Linked DNA regions of Homo sapiens: region 2 is linked to region 1. A link is a contact called in ENCODE Hi-C or POLR2A ChIA-PET data. All regions are on one chromosome and are shown on one strand. Each heading gives the region's core, a stretch centred on a gene start or an enhancer-like site at or near the end of the contact. The rest is flanking DNA. Distances are from core to core; before and after follow the strand shown.

Evidence for each region. A loop is a pair of places that touch in the nucleus more often than their neighbours do. ChIA-PET counts read pairs that join two places held with the same protein, here RNA polymerase II (POLR2A). Pooled maps may share reads with other maps.
Region 2: a loop to region 1 is called in a pooled map of left cardiac atrium, with 2.3 times the contacts of the local background. The contact joins two enhancer-like sites. A Hi-C loop is called at or near these places in 4 of 168 maps with a recorded cell type or tissue (cardiac septum, naive thymus-derived CD4-positive, alpha-beta T cell, psoas muscle and 1 more), 9 of 37 single-sample maps with no recorded cell type and 16 of 50 pooled maps. POLR2A ChIA-PET finds 5 or more read pairs at or near these places in 8 of 52 experiments (A549, A673, AG04450 and 5 more).

Annotation. Positions count from the first base shown.
Region 1 is chr7:151,536,197-151,540,520 of GRCh38, reverse strand. No RefSeq gene overlaps it. Among named protein-coding and RNA genes, the nearest start is that of RHEB, 18 kb to the right of the region's middle. RefSeq lists a silencer at 1,212-1,412 and an enhancer at 1,446-1,585. Within about 2 kb of position 2,105, at least 7 of the 41 ENCODE cell types and tissues checked have a DNase peak (open chromatin) inside an H3K27ac peak, as active enhancers do.
Region 2 is chr7:151,364,274-151,368,597 of GRCh38, reverse strand. It overlaps NUB1 (negative regulator of ubiquitin like proteins 1), which reads right to left. Exons shown (of 15, transcript NM_001243351.2): 9 at 1,473-1,659; 10 at 630-737. Among named protein-coding and RNA genes, the nearest start is that of NUB1, 25 kb to the right of the region's middle. Within about 2 kb of position 2,262, at least 3 of the 41 ENCODE cell types and tissues checked have a DNase peak (open chromatin) inside an H3K27ac peak, as active enhancers do.

The DNA of each region.
Region 1 (4,324 bases), core at 856-3,355:
CCCCTTATCCACAGGAAATGTGTTCCAAGACCCCCAGTGGATGCCTGAAACCATGAGTAGCACTGAACCCTGTATAGACTATGTTTTTCTTGTGTGATAACTGGGATGGCTACTAAGTCACTGAAGGGCAGGTAGTATGTACAGTACAGGTACCTAGAGAAAGGGATGTCTGATTCACATCTGGGCTGGACAAAGCAGGGTGGAGCAGGATTTCATCACGCGACTCAGGGACGGCATGCAACTTAAAACTTATGAATTGTTTCTGGAATTTTTCATTTAATATTTTTTGGACCAGGGTCACCCATGGGTAACTGAAACCACAGACAGCAAAACTGCGGTTAAGGGAGGACTACTGTAATAATTTACCATAAATTCTAGACAAGTCAGGCGCAGTGGCTCATGCCTGTAACCCCAGCACTTTACGAAGCTGAGGCAGGAGAATCGCTCGAGCCCAAGAATTCAAGACCAGCCTGGGCAACATAGTGAGACCTTGTCTCTACTAAAAATAAAACCATTAGGCAGGTGTGGTGGCCCACACCAGTAGTTCCATCTACTCGGGAAGCTGAGGCAAGAGGATCCCTCGAGCCTAGGAGTTTGGTCCCAGTGAGCTATGATCGTGCCACTGCGCTCCGGCCTGGGTGACAGAGCAAGACCCTGTTTCAAAAATCAATACATAAATACTTTCTAAGACATATCCTTCAATTTCATAGAATTTAATTATCTACTCCCTAATATTTCTCTTGGTTGCATTACTAGCCGGCCTACCCTCCTCTCCCTTTGTGTGTATTCTGGCTTAATACCGACATGCAAAGACCAGCACTTGGCCGAACTCACTCAGAGATTCTGAGAGCCCCTAGTGAGAACCAGTCAGTTTGATAAGCAAAGGCTTTGCTTGGTATCCTGGCTCCCTAGAAAAAGCTATAGTCTGGTTACCTTAGTGACAGGGTTGTACTGAAAAGAAACAGAGAACGGTCAGGCAGCTGCACAGCCAGCCTCCTGCACACAAACGTGCTTAGAACAGGAACCCTGTTGGGGATACAGCCCTGCTCTCCTGCTCTTTCTGCCATCACCCCAAGAACAGCAGTGGGCGGTGGTCGCTCCCCATCACTCCACTCCTCCGTGATCCCCGCATCCATGGTTGCTCTGTCTGCTTCGTGGCTTCTGCTGCCTCGTGGCTCTAGTCTCCCTGGGTGTCCTTCAGCCTCCACCCTGCTTCTGACTGCAGACTCTTGCATCTTATATTCAAATATCCTCTGGCTGAGCAAGCCAATCACCACACAGAATAGATGGCTCTTTTGAGCAGAGCTCTGAGTCGGCCACAGGCCAGCTTAGAAACTGGCTGCACTAGGGTCAGGTGCCCCTCTCTGACCCAATCAGCTGTGGACCAGGATCTCAGAGTCACATTGCACAGAACATGACAATCTGTGCAGCAGGAAAACCCCAGAGGGACCCTTAGGGCACAAAAAGCTTTCTAAAATTTCCCCAGAAAAAAAGCTGTATAACTAACCAGCAAGCACGGTGCTTGATCTCAGTTCCACTGGAAATAAAACTATCAATACAGACACAGTGTGCTCATTTAGTGGTCTATCTGTATCTTACATAGCTGGCAAGTTACTAATGAACTCCTGTATCTCAGCAAACACTAAGATAAAGCTACACTCCCAAATAAGGATTGGATATTTCATTTAAGAATGTATTTATTGCTGAGCTCAGTTCTCTGAGATAATCCATTCTTCCACCAGGGCATGAAGCTTATTTTCAAAAGTGTCCTGTTTGAATATTTTTACTGTTTAATATATGGCATATTGAATGGCAAATTTTCTTGAGCTATAGACAGTTGGCTAATTTTATGCTTGCATTAATCTTAACATTTGTAATCCTCATGGAAATTAACAGCTAAAATTTCTTATACATCAATTAAAGATGGCTTTTTTTCTTGTAGTTTATCTAGGCACATCACTTTTTCTTTTTTTTTAAAATATTCAACTCATTTTGTGAGTTCCCTGTTTGACCCTGACCCTGGTCGTGCTGACATCTGCTAACAATAGAGACTTTAAACCAAGCCTGGCTCTGCACAGTGCACCAGGAGACTTTTGTACGAGACGCTGAAGGCAGACTGCTTTCTTCCTCCAGCCAAGAGCTGCCTCTAATGCTTTTCATTGGTTCCTCTCCAGCTGGCTGTTCTCTCTTCTCTTAACAACTCAAGTTCTTTTTTCTTCTGGGTTACCTCTTTAAGGTCAAGTAGTAAAGACGCTGCCCATCTTCAGAGGTGCTGGGATTGGAACCCTTTTAATTCAGGGAAGCATTTGATATTCCTTTCATGTTTGTGTTGTGTTTGGTTTGCTTTAATTTCAAATGATTTATGTAGCTAATCTTTCCTCCATCAAAATCAAAGGAAAGTTGGTCTTTGCTGGGAAATAAAAACTTGAACAAAAGCCACATTAAAGAACAAGTAACAAGAAAGGAACTACTGTTATGAAAGAATTCAGGGGAAGGTAAATATCATAGAATAATTTGAAGACAAGTTGAAAGGAAACGTCATATTCAGTGTCATATCACATACTGTATGTCACACAGAGGACAGAATCAAACACTAAATCCAGTCCCAGAAGAGACGGAGACCAGGCAAGGGAGGGGGAAAGACCGCAGGCAGAACACCCCTCCCTGTGGGTGAGTGCCCTCTGTCTCCGAGTGGCCCTGAGGCATGGCAAAGTGGAGTGTCTTGTCCAAGGCTATGTAGATTCTAAATGGCAGAGCAGGAATTCGAACTCAGGGGCTCTGTTTCTAAACTGAAGTCACTTCCTTGGTGAGATGCCATTTCTGGAATAAAACTGGCATATCCGTCAGCTTTTCTTTTCTCCTAATGATTTAAGGCACAAACCTCTCTTGCTTAAAGTCTGAGAGTCTGAGCCAATTGTATATCTTGTCCTTGTGGTGAATACCATCCCCCTCCAAATTAGGCAAACAGCAAGATTGGCAATTAGTCATCAAATGTGCAAAAACCTTTTATAAAAAGATAGGGTTCTGGCTGGGTGCGGTGGCTCACGCCTTGGCCAACACTTTGGGAGGCCAAGCTGGGCGGATGGCTTGAGCCCAGGAGTTCAAGACCAGTCTGGGCAACACAGCGAAACCACGTTTCTACAAAATATTTTAAAATTAGCAGGGCATGATGGTGTGTGCCTGTAGTCTCAGCTGATGGGGGGCAGGTGCTGAGGCAGGAGGATTGCTTGAGTCTGGGAGGTCGAGGCTGCAGTGAGCCATGATTACACCACTGCACTCCAGCCTGGGTGACAGGGCAAGACCCTGCCTTAGAATAAAAAAAAGATAGGGTTCTGAAGAGATGTTGTTCCTCTTCTGAAATGTTTTATACGTTCAGACACGTTTACCCCACCTTGCCATTTTTCCAGGGACAGTTACCTACTTATCAATCCAGAGAGTATCAGGATCAGATGGACCAGTACAAGCGTCACAACATCATTAAAGAACAAGGTCAGAAACCCAACTTCTGAGACGGATATGACCATATTTGCGAAGAAATGAAAGTTCATGTTTAAGACTAGTTTAGCCTCTTCGGGTGCTATAACAAAGCACCGTAGACTGGGTAGGTTATAAACCACAGAGATTTATTTCTCACAGTTCTGGAGGCTAGAAGTCCAGGGTGCCAGCATGGTCGGTTCTGATGAGGGCCCTCTCCTGGGTTGCAGATGGCTGATTTCTCCTTGTATCCTCACATCGTGGAAAGCAGGTGAGTTAGCTCTCAGGCCTCTTTTAAGGGCACTAATCCCATTCATGAGGCCCCCACCCTCATGACCTAATCACCTCCCAAAGGGCCCACTTTCAAATACCATCACACTGAGGATGCAATTTCAACATATGAATTTGGCGGGGGCCATTCAGTCCATAACGAAGACCAAAGAAATGGTATTTGTTTTTATGAACATTTGACTATACTCAGTGTTGAAGTGTAACTTAGCTCTATGTTACATCCACATATGAAGTCCATTGCCTTTTCAAAGAAGAACGTTTTCTTTCTCTTTCTTTTTCTTTCTTTCTTTCTTTTTCTTTCTTTCTTTTCTTTCTTTCTTTCCCTTCTTTCTTTCTTTTTCTCTTTCTTTCTCTTCTTTCTTTCCTCTCTCTTTCTCTTTCTTTCTTTTTCTCTTTCTCTTCCTCCTCTTTCTTCTTTCCTTCCTCTCTCTGTCTCTCTTTCTCTTTCTTTCTTTTTCTCTTTCTCTTCCTCCTCTTTCTTCTTTCCTTCCTCTCTCTGTCTCTCTTTCTCTTTCTTCTCTCTCTCTTTCTTTCATACAGGGTCTTGCTCTGTCACCTA
Region 2 (4,324 bases), core at 1,013-3,512, 170 kb after region 1:
GGCCTGTTATTAACAAGTACAAATGGAAACAGACCAACACTACCTCTACTCACATAACTTAGCCACAGCACAACACGAGGTAAGAGGCTGGGTGTTGCAGAAGTGACTGGTAACCACTTTGTTTTTGCAACAAAAGCCCCCGAATTTCAGCTGTGCACGTGGCATTTCTCACCCTCCCTTGCAGCTGGGTGTAGCCAGGTAGTGAAGTCGAAGTCAATGGCATGCAGCCACAGCGCTGGGTGCAGCTGCGGGGTCATCTCTCCAGTGGCCTGCTCTGGACTCTCTCTTGCCCCCTCTGCTGGCTGGAAGAGGCACTGACAGGAGCAACCTAGGACGCCTCGCTGAGGCTGGCGGGCTGCTCACTGCTCCGGCCTGGCTCACCTCTAGACGGCAAGATGAGTGAGCCATAAACTTCTATCCAATTAAAGTCACTGTCTTTTTGAAGTCTCATTACAGCATCTGGCTGTACTCTAACATATACAAATATGTTTCTGGTTCAACATCTCCTGTGCACGGAGAAAGCACAGGCATGTTTCTCACAAGTCACAAACTACTAAGTTAAAATCCTTAACTTCTGGGAATGTTTTTTAAAAGGAGGTGAAAATTGGTTACAACTTTACTTTTCTTACCTTGTTAAGATACTCATAAGCCTCTACATCATTTCCACTGTGATAGTTTCGGATCCCTTGAAGTAAGTAGAGTCTTAGAAACAGTACCTTCTCTTTCCCACAATTTCCCTAAAATTATTGAAGAAAAAAAGGATAAAATTGCCTTATTTCTAATTACAGGTCTATAATACTCATCTCTGTCATTCCCTTGGTCTCCAGAGGGGCAACATGATAGGTATTAAAATGTCCATGGCTTCACTATGACTGACGGCAAAAGTGAAGCCCCCTCTTCCCCATCCCCTGTGGTATGATAACATTCCTCATGCCACACAGGAGAGTCAGTGTCAGGGCACCAGCCTCCAGACATGCAGCACAGTGGCCCTTCTGGTCAGCAGAGAAGTATGCAGAAATCCAAACCAGGTATCAGAGAGTCTGCATCAGCAGGATTTTGATGACTTGGGGAAATCAGAAAAATCCTTACTCGAGCCACAGCTCTTGAGCTGTGACTCATTCACGTAAACCATTACTGCTGAAATGTCTATTTTCTGCATTTACATCTTGCAAATTAGACTCTACCGATATAAAGAAGTCAGCAGCTCTCTCCTGGTCAGGGTGATCACTGATGGGGTTCTATGACTAGCAAACCATGTTCCTTTGGGCTAAATGCTCACACGCTAAGTAAGAGAGACAGCCAGATTTGTAAAACATTGAACACTTTATAAATATATAGTTTAAAAAGACTATACTGCATACTACTATCAAAATGAAATTACCTTCTGGCAGTAGTTCAAATACTTTAACAGGAATAAACACAAATGCTAGAAATGGACTCAACGAGACATAAGATGAATTCCAGGAACATACTTTTATGTGGACCAGTCTCTGATGATTTTCTCCGTAACAATTTTTAAAGCATTTCTGGGCCAAGTTTAATTTTTTTTCTGCATCATCAAGGCATTCCAGCTGTTCCAGGCGGAAGTAACACCACACTATATCCAGCTGGAGGACGGCGTAGTTATCCACTGTGTCCAGCAGCTCTCTGCAACACTCACTGGAAAGAGAAGGACAGTGACATCACTGCCAAGCAGCATTTGAAACATTTTTAGCATTTGAAACCTTTTTGTGAATGACTGGAATTCTTTCCCCGTTCTTGGTATATATTCAAAGGCTGACTGCTCTAAAAGAGAGATCCTAATGTTTAGGAAGGGAGCTGTGTTTATAATCTCATCCTTCTAATGGGGGAAAGAAAGAGAAATCAGAAATCAGGGCTTAGGAATCAAAGCTTACCACCACTTGCCCCAGGACACACATGCAGCCCCTTGATAGGAAGCAGAACCCAGGGCCACTGTTTCAGAGGCCCTCAGCAAATACGGGGAAGACCATGCTTTAAAGCTGTGACTTCCAATCCTGACTGCAAATCAGCATCACCTGGGCCAGAGCAACGTTCTTTCTTTCTTTCTTTCTTTCTTTAAGAATCATTGATCCCACCCAGACCAAACATAACAGAAATTTCTGGGGGTTGGGCCTGGTGGTTATACTGCCAGAGTCTCCCCAGCTGATTCTAGTGTACAGCCAGGGCTGAACACCACTTCTTTAAAGACACCAAAAAAATCCCTACGTACTATGAATGCCTCAGCTGATGACGGCTCTGACAAGGCATTCATGTTCAATCATATTCAAGCTGGGGGAAAAACAATCCAGAAAGCACCAGGCTCTAACGGCCCAGCTGATTTCTGAGGGCCTGTGTGCAGGCAAAATTTGACTCCGTATTCGTGGCAGCAGGCTGAACCCAGGCGCAGCAAAGGGAAGAAAGACAGCAACAGAAGTCAGTGTGCTCCAGGAGGAGCACTGACAAAGACAGCCATCAAGGTGACTAATTTTAAGTTATGATTACATTAAAAATTCCTAATGCCAATCTAGGTCTCAAGTCTTCAATAAGAACATTTGGAACCACACATTGTATATGAACAAGGTTTTCTCTCTTTATGTTCATTGGTGTTCTACTAAAAATAAGAATGCTCTTGTATAAAACTACAAAATCCACATGGCCTCAAGCTTCCTGTCCTGCCTATCAAAATATGCATGGAATAAAAAAAAAAGGACTTTAATTTTGTCATTTACTCTTTAAAACAGTAGTCTCCTAAAGAGGGCCCATGTACACAGTCCAGTTGTGGGTGCGGCAAGAAAAATGTATCACAGCAGTATTTTTATATTTATTTTCATCTCTCTCAACATTTCTAATTTCGTGAATGTTTGAGAACACATACACCATGTTTTACACACGTGTGCACGCAGACACACAGATGTGGAGCTGGGTGAGGGGTGCTTTCTCCAAATCTACGGCTCAGCCTGAGAACCTGCCTTTGAGAGAAACAGCAGCGCTTTGTGGATTGTGGTCTGATCTCACAGTCGTGTTGAGATTTCCTGCCTCTAGGCACATTCTGGTCCCAGTGACAGAAGACTCTCCTGCCACTCGCAGGAAAGCAATGGGCATGTGGCCGAACTTCTCCATCTCCTGCATGTTGCTTTAACAGGCTCGTTCATGTTTTACTAAGCATCAAGAGCGTGGGCAGAAATGGCCTCATGTCAGTTAAAAATAAAATCAATATGCACTTATCTCAAGTTTGACCCAGGAGTGAGTATTTATTTGTGCAGCCAAAAAAAAAAAAAAGAGAGAGAAGAAAACCAACAAAATGAACAAACACACAAAAAACCCAAAGCAGAGGTCTCATATTAGAGGGGTACATGTCATCCTTTTAGTTTTGAGAAATCAACACTTATTATTATATATAAAACTATATTTAAACCTGATCATTTGCTTGGGGCAAAGTGGTTTCTTAAAGCCTGGTATAAATTGCATTTAGAAGGCTGGGTGTGGTGGCTCACACCTGTAATCTCAGCACTTTGGGAGGCCGAGGCAGGAAAATCACTTGAACCCAAGAGTTTGAGACCAGCCTGAACAACATAGAGACTCTGTCTCTAAAGAAAAAAAAAAAATTATAAAAATAAAAAATTTCATTTAGAGTGTACTTTTATTAACATTGCTTTGGTTTACAATTTTAGTAGCATTAATATTCAACACTGTTACATTTTCATGCTGACGATATTAAAATAAACGTAAAATATTTATTTAAATAAAATCTACTGAGCCTAGCTTTCAAAAAATTAAATCCTGGCCAGGCACAGTGGCTCACGCTTGTAATCCCAGCACTTTGGGAGGCCGAGGCGGGCAGATCACCTGAGGTCAGAGGGTCAAGACCAGCCTGGCCAACATGGTGAAACCCCATTTCTACAAAAATTAGCGGGGCATGATGGCGGGTGCCTGTAATCCCAGCTACTCGGGAGGCTGAGGTGGGAGAATTGCTTGAACCCAGGAGGCGGAGGTTGCAGTGAGCCGAGATCGTGCCATTGCACTCCAGCGTGGGCGACAGAGCGAGACTCCGTCTCAAAAACAACAACAACAAAAATTAAATCCCATTTGAGCTTAAGTCGGTTATTTAACAGAAATTTATTATGTTTGTCTTACAGTTTTTTTGTTTTTTTTTTTGTTTTTTTTTGTTTTTGTTTTTGAGACGGAGTCTCGCTCTCTCCTCCAGGCTGGAGTGCAGTGGTGCAATCTCGGCTCACTGCAAGCTTCGCCTCCCGGGTTCCTGCCATTCTCCTGCCTCAGCCTCTCAAGTAGCTGGGACTACAGGCGCCTGCCACCATGCCCGGCT